Regions from separate parts of the Mus musculus genome. Here region 1 is linked to region 2. A link is a contact called in ENCODE POLR2A ChIA-PET data. All regions are on one chromosome and are shown on one strand. Each heading gives the region's core, a stretch centred on a gene start or an enhancer-like site at or near the end of the contact. The rest is flanking DNA. Distances are from core to core; before and after follow the strand shown. Region 1 overlaps Rps6ka1 (ribosomal protein S6 kinase polypeptide 1). Region 2 holds the start of Pigv (phosphatidylinositol glycan anchor biosynthesis, class V).

Region 1 (5,126 bases), core at 1,634-4,133, 190 kb before region 2:
CAGTTCCCTTTAGCTCCTTGGGTACTTTCTCTAGCTCCTACCCCTCTTTTCTTATATGAGACATCATAGTTTCTGCCCGCTGTTCTGTGCCTGGCCTCTAGTGTCAGTGTGTCTCGGACTGTTCTGCATCAGGATGTGAGCAAACTCCTTATTCTGCGTTAAAGCTGCAGAACTGCCCATTTTCCCCCGGGGGAAGCAGTTTATTCCAGTCTTTTATTCCTGGGTGTTTCCATTCTTTGCTGTTTCCAAGCTGTAGCGCAGGGAGTGACTTGTGTATTAGAGAAAGATGTGTTGCATTGACTGTGTCCCCAGGGTAGACCCTCCACACCAAGAGGCCCTGACTGCTCAGTAGGCCAGCTCCTGGGGAACGGGGTAAGCCAGCTGACGGGTGTGTCTTTCCCTGTTGCAGGTCATGTTTACAGAGGAGGATGTGAAGTTTTACCTGGCTGAGCTGGCACTGGGCCTGGACCACCTGCACAGCTTGGGCATTATTTACAGAGACCTCAAGCCTGAGAAGTGAGCAAAGCCCCTGCCATACTGCTGATCTCTCCTGGGCACAGGGACTGCTCTTGGGCCCTTTTAGAACAGGGCCATTTGGGAGATGCTGTGGCGCTCCCAGGAATTTATCTCTCTTTGGGGCTGTCAAGAGGGATGGGTGGTTGTCGCAGGTTGTGGCCAACAGCAGGTTCACTTTAGGTAATTAGGAATTGCCTGGTCGGTACTGCTATTACTAAAGGCTGCAGCCCAGCTGTGGCCCTACTCCATTCCCCTTCCTTTTGGTTTTTCGAGACAAGTGCTTTAATCCCAAGTGCTGGGAATAAAGGCCTGCGTTACTATCACCCAGCTCTAAAGATCATCTCTCCATCCGCTTATCCTGGGGGTTTCGCATGCACTGCCTTCCGGTGCTGTGTTGAGAGCTGGGATAGATTCTGGTGGTAGAGTTAGACACACCCCAAGTCAGGCATTGCGGTACTCAACTGTAGTACCAGCTGCTAAAGAGGCCGAGTCCAGGAGTTCGAAGCCAGCCTGTACAATGTAGTAGAATTGAAAGAAAGACAAGTTCCCTAGCCATTCTAAAGGAGTTACTTTCCCGAGCTTCCATCCTTCCACTTTTCCTTGAGTAGAGTTGGACCAAACCCTTCTTCTGGTCAGGCCCAAGTCTCTCCACCCCAAGGTTACTGCTAGAACCTGCACAGTGCCTGCAGCTAAGGATTCCTGACTCCTGTCTCTCTGTTACAGTATCCTTTTGGATGAGGAGGGCCACATCAAACTCACTGGTGAGTGAAGGGCACCTGCTCCTTTGGGCTCTGGGGAGGATAACCAGGCTCTGTCTGATAGGTCTCAGCTGATGGCTGTGTTTCCTGGGAGACGATGCCAGTTACATACATGCCAAAAACCTAGGCCTTGTTACTTAGTTATTTTTTGTGTGTGTATGGGAGTTTTGCCTATATTTGTATCTGTACCTCATGCATGTGTTGCCCAAAGAGGCTAGAGTTGCCTGCACCTGGTTGTTAACCATCGTGTGGGAGCTGGGAATGGAACCTGGGTTGTCTGGAAGAACAGCCAATATTCTTAACTGCTGAGCCATCTCTCGAGGCTCCCTAGGTCTCAGAGCAGACTGAGCTCTCACTGACAACCTTGGTGATACCTGGCTCCGGTCAGAGGAGCTAAGTGTGGTAGCCGTGGGCGTGGCAGGGATCCTAGAAGTGACTTCTCTGCCCTCCATGCTGCAGACTTTGGCCTGAGCAAGGAGGCCATAGACCATGAGAAGAAGGCTTACTCCTTCTGCGGGACAGTGGAGTACATGGCGCCCGAGGTTGTCAACCGCCAGGGTCACACCCACAGTGCAGACTGGTGGTCCTATGGGGTGCTGATGGTGAGTGTCCGGGCTCTGCTGCACACTGTTGTACTTTGTTTCCCTCGAAGAGCCGCGGGCTTTAGTCCACCTGCCTGAAGTACCACCCCTCACCTAACTTGGGAACTCTCCTCTGCTTCCTTCCTCTGGCTTTAGTGCTGCTCCTGGGTTCTAGGTTGGGAGGGGGGCAGAGGCAGGCACAGGCCTTGCTGCAGCTAGACTTAGACTGTAAAGTCTTAACAGGCCAGCAAGAATCCCCGGACTGCAGCAGGGTAGCCCGGGAAGGAGGGGGAGGGATGTGTGGGAGACAGAGAACAAGGCCACACCTATATGTTTCCTTTTCCCCCCGAAGTTTGAGATGCTGACGGGCTCCCTGCCCTTCCAGGGGAAGGACCGGAAGGAGACCATGACCTTGATTTTGAAGTAAGCACCAACACTGCCTGGCCCTCCAAGTTCTCCCTAATCCCACCCCAGTTGCAGGGCCAGTGAATTGCTTTTTCCCTGTCTGCAGACCCTTGCTGTCTGCCAGGGCCAGTGGGAAGTGTTCTTAATGTCTCTGGGAGGTGAGTTAGTGGCTGGCTTCTCTGGACTGAGCTGGAAAAGAGAAAGGGAAGGGGCTCTGGGACTCCTGGGTGGGGCTCAGCCCTGATGAGACCTGTGGCTGTTCCAGGGCGAAGCTAGGCATGCCCCAGTTTCTGAGCACGGAAGCCCAGAGCCTCCTGCGGGCCCTGTTCAAGAGGAATCCTGCCAATCGGCTTGGTAAGCAACCCCAGCTCAGAGGAGGGGACATGGCGGTGAGGATCAGGGTACAGCTGCAGCCTAGGCCACGGGGCCACATCTAGGACTGAAAGGAGCTGTTGTCCTTTGTGTGAGCAGACAATGCTGCTGGCCACCCTATTTTCTGGTTCCATGTATGGTGCTGGGAGGGTGACCTGTGTGGGGGGAAGGCAGGAACTGAGTCATTCATACCCCCTCAGGGACAAGGACACAGGCCCCCACACAGCTTCTCTGCCAAGGTTGCTGGCTCAAGGGAAGGCGCAGGAGCTTAGGAGCGAGAAAGGTCTCAGGCCTAGCTGTGTCTGTCCCCGCTGCCCGGCACCCAGCAGTACTGTAAACATTTGCTGAGGGATTGAATACGGTTTATGAGCCTGCGCTATGGCAGGGGACCCCACCTTTCCGAGCCCCAGGTTCCTGTGTCAGTGGAGACACTGATTCTGCCCTGGCTCCCGGGGATCTTTGATGAGAGAAGGACATTCCTGTTGTTCAGTGAAGTATACAGTATTTGCCGAGGTTTTTGGATGCTGGCTTTATCTGGATCACAACCAGCTAAGGTCCAGTCCAGGTCCCTGGGTTGAATCGAATGAGCGTTTGTCTCAGGGATAAAGACGAGAGGCAGTAGGAAAAGAAGGGCAGAGAGGAGGGGGGCCTGTGGCGGGAGTGGATGAAGGCCCTTGTTAGATCTCAAAAGAAGTCAGTCCAGCTTCTGTCAGGATTAATGCTTGGACAGGCTTCCCGTCCTGCCTGGCCCCTCCTTCCTCAGTACACCAGCAGAAGCTCCGTAACATAGGAAATACTGAGCGGGCTCCAGGCTTCAGGGTAGTGGGTACTGACGCAGGACATGGTGAACCCCTGCTGCCCTCCACGGTAGCAGCTGGTCCAGAGCCTGGAAGACAGAATGGGTGTCTGAGGTTGGCTTCATTTGGCTTCTTTCAGGCTCGGGCCCTGATGGGGCAGAGGAAATTAAGAGACATATCTTCTACTCCACCATTGACTGGAATGTGAGTGCCCGTGCCTGTGCCCTGTGATGGACGCAGGAAGGGTGGGGGAGGGGCCCCTGCCAACCGTGGCCTCAGCTGTGGGAGGTAGAAGGTGAGCAGCCCTTAACATGCCCTTGGAGGGGTGACTTCACGCCCTTGAAGGCTGCTCTCCCTTGCTGTTATCCACTGAGCAGCATAGCTTCTACTCTTCCTGTCGGGGCTGCTAGCAGGCTGTGGGGTCACCATGGTGACCAGAGCATATACCCCACCTTACAGAAGCTCTACCGGCGTGAGATCAAGCCCCCTTTCAAGCCGGCTGTGGCCCAGCCCGACGACACCTTCTACTTTGATACCGAGTTCACGTCACGCACACCCAGGGGTACGTTCCTGACCTGACTTGTCTGTCTTGGGCTGGGTAGCAGATCTTTGGGGAACCCTGGGCTACAGAGGTGATCGAGGATTCTGGAAGCCCAGGTGTGTGGGTAGATAGGCAGTATCTGGCCCCGTGGGCTTCATGCTCCATCCTGACTTCATGCGACCCGACTACTTCCATGGGCTTCTGTGGGCTGCTTTGTTTCTCGGTGAGGGACTGAAGTGTGGGGGTGGTTTAGGCCACAACAGGAAAGTCAGGACCCCCTGCCCCAGGCATCTTCCAGCCCACTGGGACCACTAAACACACAAGGCCTGCACTTGCATCAGACATGAGGAATCTGACCGGGCAGACCTGTGATGGAGAGGCCTCGGCAGAGCAGAGGAGACGGTGCCCACAGGCTGGATGAGCTGGGAAACCTGACGTCCAGCCAGATACTGCCAGTGGGTGGGGAGGTGTGTGTTAGTTCTGAGGTGTCTTTTTTTTTTTTTTTTAATTTATTTACTTATTTTATGTAAGTACATTGTAGCTGTCTTCAGGCACTCCAGAAGAGGGAGTCAGATCTCATTACGAATGGTTGTGAGCCACCATGTGGTTGCTGGGATTTGAACTCCGGACCTTCGGAAGAGCAGTCGGGTGCTCTTACCCACTGAGCCATCTCACCAGCCCCTGAGGTGTCTTCTTAGAGGGTGATCGTTCCCTCTGTGTAACTTGCACACCATTGTTGACTGGAAGCGCATCACTTCACAGCTGTCTTGTCTTCCCCTTATTTATCTGCCAAGTCCATACCAGGTCCCCGCTCTATGCCAGCCGTAGTGAGAATGGTGGATTGTGAACCAGACAGAACCATGTAGCTCAGGTGTCAGTGGGAAGGATTATAGAGGGTCAGAGGAGCGACATCATCAGGTAGCCTTCTCAGGGAAAGGAAGGTAGCTAAGACTTGAATGATGGACAAGGAGTGGCTTATCTAATCCAGGAGAACGGCGTGTGTAGCGACACCGAGACACTCTTGAGTGTGTGGAGTTCATCGGGACTGAGTTCCCAAAGGGGAGGAACGAGGCTGAGGCCACGTGGATCTCACTTGCCAGACTTGGGGGTGGGGGTGGGGTGAGCAGTCCCTTGATGAGTGTAGAACACAGGTGGC
Region 2 (4,889 bases), core at 1,889-4,388:
CCCTGCCTAAACAATACTCTGAAGCTCATTGGCTCCTTTGCTTGGCAGCCACTGCCACCCCCAAGGGGCTAAGGCCTTCCCACCATGTCTCAGTGAAGTCAAGTTTCCTAACTGTTCAAAGGCAAACCCTAAAGGGAGGGTTTCAGTAACAGGAGCATAGATTTTGAAGCATCCATGTTTGGTACCTGCACCTGGAGACAGGGAAGATTCTTAGTACTCTGCAGTGGGTGAACATCTTCAAGTGACATGGCAGAGGTCACACATGGATCCTTTGGGTAAAGGTCTGAGACCCTAATTGGTGTCATCCTGATGTCAGGATGGCTACATATAAACACCACCCTTGGAAACTATCAGATGATTTTTTTATGATGAGTGAAGAGAAGTGTCAAGTTCTGGAAAGGCATAGCTTCTGTTCATCACGAGCCTTAGACTAAACCCGCTCACTGTAGATGGTAAGGAACCCGAGGGTGGCCAGGCAGTGGTGGCTCAAGTCTTCAATCCCAGCACCCAGTAGGCAGAGGCAGGCAGATCTCTGAGTTCCAGGCCAGTTTAAGGTACACAGTAAGACTCTTCTTTTTTTGTTGTTTTGGTTTTGGTTTTGATTTGGGTTGGTTTTGGTTTTTCAAGACAGGGTTTCTCTGTATAGCCCTCGCTGTCCTGGATCTCACTTTGTAGACCAAGCTGGCCTCGAACTCAGAAATTCGCCTGCCTATGCCTCACAAGTACTGAGATTAAAGGTGTGCACCACCACTGCCCAGCTACTCTTCTTAATAATATATTAATTGAGCCAACTTGGAAAGCTGGGACCTGACTTCAAGACATTTGTGACCTTAGGCAAGGCACTTCTCTTTAGCGAGCCTTAATTCCCTTGTCTGTAAAATATGGCATCAAGTTAAAAATCAAGTGAAACTAATTTATACAGCAGTCTAGGACAAATGGTCTGTCTCATACTCCCTGTCCAGACTGGCAAGTGCTCTAACACTTAGGTGAAAGATTGCCCTGGTCTTCCATTATATACAGGGGCTAATTTTCCAAAAGAGGAAAACAAATGTCATGGGCAGGATGAAGCAGATGGTGACAACATGCAAGGCACAGACAGACCAGGGTGGTGGATGCCGGTGGGTGGATAGAGTTTGTCCCTGAAGCCAAAGGGTAGCCTGCTGTGATAATGTTTCGGGCAAGAAGATCAGCAAATGCAGAGGCAGGCAAATTTCAAGGACAAAAATGGTGTCATCGTCTTGAATGTTAGGTTTCTAGAACGCGCATTGCTTGCACAAATCAGCTTAGGGTTCTGTTGGTGAACCTCGCCTGATGGTGTAGGGTATTTCCTTCCTAATGCCAGGTGGAAGATGTACTTTCAGGAGCCCGGGGACATGGCTGGCTGTCTTCCTTGCCTTCCTGGTGGCTCAGCAGGCTCCGTTTTTTAACTGTAGACTCTAAAGGCAAACTGCTTAGCACTGTCTCTCTCACCTCTCACAGCCTTGGAGCCCTACACACCCCTCCCATCCCATCCTGCCACCTTCCAGTCCAAAAAGCCAGAGTGTCAGGGCTTTGAGAGCACAAGATTCAGTTTCCTTTTTTTTTTTTTTTTTTTTCTTCTGTAGGAGAAGAAGCCAGAAAATGAAACGGGAAACAGCAGAAGAGAAGGGGGTTGGGCGGCTGGGAAGGGAAGGGAAGGAAGGAGAGATTGCAGCCAAGTGCGACTGAAGATCTAGTCAAAGTTCTACCTCCTAAGGAAGGGTGTTTCAACAAACACTCTCACTTCTCACAAAAGGACCCCTGCCTTTTTTACAAGCAGATTCTGCAGGGATTCTTTATTGGACAGACAGAACCTCGAGCTTGCATGCCATTTTCCCCTGTGAATTCACGAAGCAAGGATGGTTTCTTTAAGGTCAGGGTGCTGCGAAGACTGTAAGAAAGTCAAGTCACAACCTCGGGCCCTAGTCACAAGTGTGCCTAGAGAGGCACTGACATTTCACTCACAGGACTGGCAACAAATGCTTTCGGGGGGCGGGGGGGGGAGGAAAAATGACTTTGGAAACTCCTGTTTTCTCTTTACCAGTCATTAAATTATACATTATCCACCTTACACGCAAACATCCAAGGGGCAGTTGACATCCCAGGGCCTGAGATGATAGACAGACACAGCTTCTGGCCCCCACCGAACTGATGAAGGCTAGTTTTTTTTGTTTTTTTTGTTTTTTTTTTTTGCTTGGAGAGATAGAGACCCATCTCTTTGTTCCCACCCACATTTGTGGCTGTTGCAGAAGATAAACCCCTCCCTCAGCCAGGGCTGTGGCCAGAGGTTAACCTAGACCCAAGCTACGTTTGAGAGGACAGATAACTGAAACCACACAAGGCTTTGGAATCCTGAGAAACGAGAAATCTACCAACGGAGAAGGATTTACTATCTGTTTCCTCTAAGGCGGGTGCAAAGTTGTTCTAACAGTTTCCGTTAGTTACAGGGGTACCAACTGGCCGCTCCTCCCCAACAGGCGGTTTTGTTCAATTAGCTTCCTTTTTTTTTTTTTTTTTTTTTTTCTTTTTCTTTTTTTTGGCGCCAGTTCCTGCGACAGAAACTGCTTGAGGGAGAATCCTCGGGGGTGTTCTCTGAGGTTTCCTTCCTCGTCCCATACAGTCATCTGAGGTGGGACAGAGGACTGTCGCAGGGCAGAGGTCCTTCATTGCCAGGAGGGGAAAGGCAGGGGGAATTCCCCTACTTTCTTCTCATCCAGTTGCAGGGTACCGCTGCTTGCCACAAAAACCCCAAGAAGGCTTTCTTTTGCCTATTCATATTGTCTATCGTGTGCCAGGTCCTGTGCTGAGCTGGGGTGGCGGAACACCGAGAGAACGCGTGGCTCTGGGGCAGCGCCCGGGTCCAGCCTCGGCTCACACCGGGAAGTCAGAGGCTGCTCACGGCAGGGGACTGGGGTGAGAGCCCCGACCCGGGAGCGCAGCGCCCGCGCACAAACTGCTGGCGAGTCAAGAGGCCTACTCCTCAGGTGTCACCACGCCGGGAAGGTGCGACTCACCGCCGCCGCCTCGGCCCCCGCCCTAGCTGGGGTCAACATGGCCGCCGAGGAGGGGGGCGGGGCGCTCCGAGTCCGGGCAGGAGCGGGGCGGGGCCGCCGTCGGCCGAGCCGGCGCGCAGGCGCGGCACGGACGGGACCCGGATGGAGGCGCTGAAGTTGGAGCTCCGCGGGGGTGGTCTGGACGCGCGGGCGCGGAGGATCCGGCGCCAGCTCTGCAACTCTGGAGTCCTCCGGGGAGGGAAGCTGTCAAACGCAGGCCGAGAGAAATTAGGCGGAGGCTGTAGAGAAGCGAGGAGCCCCGCCCCTCCGCCATAGCAGCCTCCGGCGCCGCCTCTTCCTTTGCAGCCTCCGGCCCTCGTCTGCTTCCGGCCCCGTTGCCTGGCCCGGCCCCGCGATTCCCCCGGGACGAAGCCCTGGGCCGTGGCTCCCTTGGGGTGAGGGTCACTGTCCCGTCCTGGGTAGGAACTGTGTCCGAAAAGAGCAGGCTGGAACGGGCTCCCAGTATGGCAGGGCTTAGCAGAAGGAGGCGGCTCGCTCCACGTTGCCTCTGGGTCATAACGCAGCACCCATTTGAGAGTATTAGCCTTCCGCAGAAAATCCAGGACTCCAGTTCAACAGATCTTTCCCAGTTAGGGCCCATCACCATAAGCTTCCAGCAACAACATGTGCTACAGTTGGAGAAAGTTCTGGGCTAAGCCTTGGATGTCCTGGCTGGACAAGGAATGCATACCCTTTGTTTATGGCAAAAAGCTCTCCTGACTGTGGACATAGGTTTTAGAAAGCAGTGCGTGAGGAGCTTTAAGTGGTGGGCGTGTCACTTGGCTCCAGTGAGCCTCAGTTTTCACATCCATAAAATGGCGATGGTAATTACACAGTCTTACTGGTGTCTAATGAGATCTCTGGAGCCTATTTCACGGGTAAATTAAAGAAAAATGAAACTGGTTGGTTCTAAGCATCCGGCCAGTTAAGAGTCTGATTTGGCAAGGGGCTTCTTTCAAAGGGGTGTTGGCAAAATAGCTAGAGAGATAATTGACTGTCTTGATTTTACTTTGTTTAACTTGAGTGTGGGTTGCATCTCCTGTGGCCACTGATGCCAGAGTTTGAAAGAGGGAAGGACTGAGAATCAAGATGCAGAGGTGGATTCAGTACTTTTCCTCTCTCTGCCTCCTTTGTGCGTGCGGATTGGAGGCCAGGGAAAAGAGAGGGAGGGAGGGAGAGATTGATTGAGTTTGAGTTGGGTGTCCATGTTTCTGTCATTTATTTGGGTTTAGTGAATCCAGTGTTGGAGATATCGTGGGTAGTCAGAAAATGCTGTTTCCTGCGGCTTAACTTTAAACTGAATTGTCCTAAATAAACCGACATGGAGTTGGGAGGTGAGGGGGCCTCCTTTTCTCCCGGTCTCCTGGTGATGAAGTAAGCAGCAGGCGCCCCCTCGTGCCGAGGATGGGGTACTACCGCTATTAACCAGTCTTGTTCCCTTGGCGGAGAATTTTTTCTTTTCTCCCATGCTTTCTGTGACTTTGTCATTTGCTTTTTTTTTTTTTAATTCTATTTTATGTGCATATGTTTATGTATATATGTGTGGAGCTACAGGTGCGCCTTGGCACACCTAAGTGAGGACAGAGAACAACTTTGTGGGAGTGTCTTCTCATCTTCAGCCTATGGGTCACTGTAGTGGCAAGTGCCTTTGCCCGCTGGGCCATCTTGCTTTCTAACCAGAAACACGATGGGAGAAATGCTTGGACCAGTGATCTTAGTTCTAGCGTCAGAAAACTTGACGATTCTCTATCCTGTCCTTGCTACTTCGTGCACTTGGGAGAACAGATGTCTGTTTACATGCTGGGTCCTGGGATATAA

The links. ChIA-PET counts read pairs that join two places held with the same protein, here RNA polymerase II (POLR2A).
Region 1: POLR2A ChIA-PET joins it to region 2 with 10 read pairs in Patski. The contact joins the enhancer-like site here to the promoter of Pigv in region 2. POLR2A ChIA-PET finds 5 or more read pairs at or near these places in 4 of 5 experiments (Patski and embryonic stem cell).

Annotation. Positions count from the first base shown.
Region 1 is chr4:133,862,513-133,867,638 of GRCm38, reverse strand. It overlaps Rps6ka1 (ribosomal protein S6 kinase polypeptide 1), which reads left to right. Exons shown (of 22, transcript NM_009097.5): 7 at 410-516; 8 at 1,240-1,277; 9 at 1,734-1,876; 10 at 2,208-2,278; 11 at 2,526-2,614; 12 at 3,569-3,633; 13 at 3,889-3,991. Among named protein-coding and RNA genes, the nearest start is that of Gm12977, 6.9 kb to the left of the region's middle. Within about 2 kb of position 2,883, at least 1 of the 3 ENCODE cell types and tissues checked has a DNase peak (open chromatin) inside an H3K27ac peak, as active enhancers do.
Region 2 is chr4:133,670,896-133,675,784 of GRCm38, reverse strand. Pigv (phosphatidylinositol glycan anchor biosynthesis, class V) reads left to right here and starts at 3,138. Exons shown (of 4, transcript NM_178698.5): 1 at 3,138-3,466.